2 separate regions of the Homo sapiens genome follow, and region 2 is linked to region 1. A link is an interaction called in ENCODE POLR2A ChIA-PET data of the cell type or tissue named here. Cell type or tissue: PC-9. All regions are shown on one strand.

Region 1 (2,500 bases):
TCTGAGAGAAAAGGATCCTAACATGCAACAAGAAAATCATCTGAAGGTATTATGTTGGTGCAAAAGTAATCACAGTTTTTGCCATTAATTTTTTTTTTTTTTTTTTTTTGGATAGAGTCTCACTGTGTCACCCATGCTGGAGAGCAATCTCAGCTCACTGCAACCTCCGCCTCCTGGGTTCAAGCAATTATCCTGCCTCAGCCTCCCGAGTAGTTGGGATTACAGGTGACTGCCACTATGCCTGGTTAATTTTTGTATTTTTAGTAAAGATGGGGTTTCACCATGTTAGTCAGGCTGGTCTTGAACTCCTGACTTCAGGTGATCCGCCTGCCTCAGCCTCCCAAAGTGCTGGGATTACAGGTGTGAGCCACCATGCCCAGCCATTACTTTCAATGGCCAAAACTGCAATTAATTTTGCACAAAGCTAATATAAAATTCACTGGTAAAATTCAGTATGCAGACAAATTTAGAATATTGTAATACTGTAATTGTGGTATATAAATCACTCATAGCTCTAGTATGAAGACTGAAAGACAAATATTACACAAATAACTATAATAATTTATTAGGAGATAGGAAATATAAAAAGATATAAATTGAGACAACAAAAAGTCAGAATGTGGAGAGGAGAATTGGAGTTTGAGTTTAAAACTTTTCAAGTTTTTTTTCTGTATGTGTGTGTAACAGGGTCTCAGTTTATCACCCAGGCTGGAGTGTAGTGGCATGATCTCGGCTCACTGCAGCCTCGACCCCCTGGGCTCAAGTAATCCTCCCATCTCAGCCCCCTGAGTAGCTGGGACTACAAGCATACACCACCACACCCGGCTAATTTTTGTGTGTGTGTGTGTGTGGAGATGCCATGTTACCCAGGCTGGTCTTGAGCTCCTGAGCTTAAGTGATCTGCCCACCTTGCCCTCCCAAAGTACTGGGATTAAAGATTTGAGCCACTACACCTGGCCTTAAAGTACTTTTGTTTGTTTGTTTTCTTTTCTTTTTTCTTTAAACTTTTTCTTTTTATTTATTTATTTTTTTGATGGAGTCTTGCTCTGTTGCTAGGCTGGAGTGCAGTGGCGCGATCTCGGCTCACTGCAACCTCCAACTCCTGGGTTCAAGCGATTCTCCTGCCTCAGCCTCCTGAGTAGCTGGGACTACTGGTGCATGCCACCATGCGCAGCTAATTTTTGTATTTTTAGTAGAGACGGGGTTTCACCATGTTGGCCAGGCTGGTCTCGATCTCTTGACCTCGTGATCTGCCTTCCTCGGCCTCCCAAAGTGCTGGGATTACAGGCGTGAGCCCCCACGCCTGGCCTTCTTTTTGATTTTTCAGGTACATAGTAGGTATATATATTTATAGACATACATTAGATGCTCTGATATAGGCATGCAATATATAATATCTCAGCATGGAAAATGGGGTATCCATAGCTTCAAGCATTTATCCTTTATGTTACAAACTATCCAGTTAAACTCTCTTAGTTATTTTAAAATATACAATCAAGTTATTATTGACTATAGTCGTCCTATTGTGCTACCAAATAGTAGGTCTTATTTATTCTTTCTATTTTTTTAAACCCATTAACAATCCCCACCTCCCCATCTTTTCATTTTGATCAAAGTTAAGTTGTCATCTGTTCAAAGTAACTTGTTATATGTATTAGATGTTTTGGTAAGCCTCATGGTAACCCAACGTATAAATCTATAATAAATACATTAAAAATAAAAAGCAAAGAATTAAAACATACTACTAGAGAAAATCACCTAACCACAAAGGAAGACAGTAAGAACGAAAGACGGGAGTTACAAAACAACCAGAAAACAAGTAATAAAATGGCAGCAGCAAGTTCTTACCTATCAATAGTCACACTGAATGCAAAACTGGACTAAATTCTTCAATTAAAAGGCATAGAGTGGCTGAATAGATTTTTTTTAAGAAAACAAGACTATCTGCTACCTACAATAACTAATTTTGTCAGGCTTGGTGTGGCAAACCTGTAGTATTATCCACTTGTGACGCTGAGGTGGGATGATTGCTTGAGCCCAGGAGTTTGAGACCTGGGAAACATAGGAAGACTTCATTTCAAATAAAAAGAAAGAAAGAAAAAAAAAAGAGAGAGAGATGGAAAGAAGGAAGGAAGTAAAGAAGGAAGGGAGGGAGGAAGCAAGGAAGGAAGGGAGGAAGGAAGGAAGGAAGACTTTACCTGTAAAGACAAAATAGACTGGAAGTGAAGGCATGCAAACAGATATTACATGCAAATGAAAATCAAAAAGGAGCAAGAGTCAGCCTACTTATATCTGATAAAATAGACTTCAAGACTAAAACTATTTAAAAAGACAAAAAAGTCGTTATATAATGATAAAGGGGTCAATTTAGCAGGAGGATATAATAACTGTAAATACGTATGTACCCAACATTGGAGGAGCAAAATATATAAAGCAAATATTAATAGAACTAAAGGGAGAGATAGACTGCAATACAATGAGTAAGGGATTTCAACATCCC
Region 2 (2,500 bases), 150 kb before region 1:
ACTGGTGACTTCATGGATGCATCCCTTCGATGCCCTGCCAAATGTCAGCTTCAAGTCTGTCAGTGACCCCAGTGTGATGCTGCCTGCCTTCTATTCACCAACTCCTATCCAAGAGATCCAAGGGGGCCTTGGGCGGTGGTAAGCACAGGACACGCAGGTGCCAAGAGCCCAAGAACCCTCTAGAAAACTTCGCCTTGGATTTGGGCACGGAAACGAGCCAGTGGTTTGCAGTCTTGGCAACAGCATCCACACTGGGGCTTAACCTCAGCAGCCAGCCTGGAGGATGCTTGCCCCAGAGCGCTTGGTCACAGACAATGTTGTGAATACCTGCAGGGGAAGAGAAAGCACAACATCTTCAGATGCCTGAGCAAATGAGGTAACAGGGAACAGTTCAGATAATGCCATATGCATTAAAACCATCTTAGGCGACTACCAAAATGAATAAAACAGAGAAGTAGTATGATCAAGGATATCTTCTATTTCTCCAGAGAATAAAAGGGGGAAGACATTTTAAAACCAAGATGAAAGAGAAAAAAAATTTAGGTTATATCTACTGAAGAATTTTGTTAGCATGAGGATGATTAAAACAGATCAGGTACCCACAGGTGCTTGTCAACCCTCTAAAAGAAATTCACCATAAAATATTTTGGATATAAAGAAGGGTATAAAGTGCCCAGTTAGCCCTGTGTGTGCCACCCCATTGGCCTTTTCCTCCTTTCCCTCCACCGAGTTGGTCTTATCATTCCTAGGCATTTCTTCCTGCATTTCTCTTGTTTTTTTAAGAAGCTTTACCTGCAAATGGCAAGATGATGTAGATTCTTTTGTTACCCTGCTTTTTTGTATCCCATATGGATACAAATAGCTAATTCTTCCATTTTTTTCACTGAATGGAGTTCGAGTCAATCACTATAGTATAGAACAACACATACAGTGTAGTATATATGGTGTATATTGTAGTATTCAATTATTCGACTAGTGAATATGAATCACACATTTGGGCTCCTTCTGCTGGCCATCCAAGCTGTTGCCAATATGCTCTTTGCAATACGATGCTGTGACATTCCAGCACATCTCCTTGCACACAGAGCTGGAGTACAACTGCTGAGTCAGAGGGCAGGTGAAACTTTGGCTTGACTAGATTTTCAAGGTACCTGAACCAACCTATACTCTCATTTGCAGTGACTAACAAGTTCTCCTTGTTTCATATCCTTGCAAACATTTGATGGTTGTGGACTTGACAGTTTTAGACAATCTTTACTTGCTACTGCTCAAGATTGCCTGTACGTAAAAACAAAAATACTTGTGAATAAGGGGGAAAACAGTTTTGTGTAAGGGAGGAACAATACTGAGAAAAGTCTTTAGTCTGTTTTAGCCTCAGAGGGTGACAAAGCCTTTACTTCTCAAAAAAATCCAGACCAAATACTAATGGCCAGTATCTTAAAAAGTTTTAAAATACAAATGCATTAGAAAATATGGATAATTCATATCCAAAAAAAAAAATCATTATAAGAAGAAAGAGGCTCATCATTGTTAGCAAAGATATGCTAAAATCCTTGAAATCGTTATTTTATTATTATTTTTATTTTTGAGACAGTCTCACTCTGTCACCCAGGCTGGAGTGCAGCGGCACAATCTTGGCTCACTGCAACCTCTGCCTCCTAGGTTCAAGCGATTCTCCTGCCTCAGCCTCCCGAGTAGGTGGGATTACAGGCACCTGCCACCATGCTCGGATAATTTTTGGATTTTTAGTAGAGACAGGGTTTCACCACGTTGACCAGGCTTGTCTCAAACTCCTGACCTCAGGTGACCCACCTGCCTCGGCCTCCCAAAGTGCTTAGATTACAGGCATGAGCCACTGTGCCTGGCCAATAGTTATCCTTTTTATACTCATTATAGAAAAAACATTGACACTGAATTTTGCAACATTTTAATTAGCACTCTTATATGCAATGCTGGTGACATTATAAACTAGTACAACTTTTTTGGAAAGGCAATAAAATTCCTTTGTTTAAAAAAAATGTAGGAGTACAGATGAGGACGGGGAAACAATACATGATAATAAAAATAACTGTGTTAGAAAGGGGTATTAAGGGCAATTCAAACATGCTTTCTTTTCCATTTTTATAATGAGGAAAAAAATAAAGAGCCAAAGAATACATTTAAACAAATTCCAGGCTTATCAATTTGCAAGCCTGGGTTCTATTTCTCAGAAACTGATTTAGAAATAGAACTTGTAGGAGATGTGGATACAAAACTAAATCCACCAAAATGAGCTCTTATCTGTTTTTTCTCATATTGATGTTGTTCTTATGTTAAAAAGATGGAGGAAGCCAAACTGCCATCGTTGATCAGTCTAAATAAAAAACTGGCCAGGCACCGTGGCTCACGCCTGCAATCCCAGCACTTTGGGAAGCCAAGGCGGGAGGATTGCTTGAGCCCAGGAGTTTGAGACCAGCCTGGGCAACATAATGCGACCCTGTCTCAAATATATATATATATA

Evidence for each region. ChIA-PET counts read pairs that join two places held together with the same protein. Peaks named below come from ENCODE experiments on the same cell type or tissue, not always from the same donor. Only the 100,000 strongest peaks of a DNase experiment are listed, where the experiment ranks them.
Region 2: POLR2A ChIA-PET joins it to region 1 with 7 read pairs; 5 of 35 experiments call an interaction of 5 or more read pairs at or near these places.

Annotation. Positions count from the first base shown.
Region 1 is chr12:104,197,509-104,200,008 of GRCh38, reverse strand. No RefSeq gene overlaps it. Among named protein-coding and RNA genes, the nearest start is that of TXNRD1, 17 kb to the left of the region's middle. In PC-9, no CTCF peak of the experiment used is centred here; no DNase peak of the experiment used is centred here.
Region 2 is chr12:104,346,180-104,348,679 of GRCh38, reverse strand. It overlaps TXNRD1 (thioredoxin reductase 1), which reads right to left. Exons shown (of 17, transcript NM_001093771.3): 17 at 1-327. The coding sequence ends at 259. Among named protein-coding and RNA genes, the nearest start is that of EID3, 44 kb to the right of the region's middle. In PC-9, no CTCF peak of the experiment used is centred here; a DNase peak (open chromatin) is centred at 1,089; H3K27ac peaks cover 2,500 bases.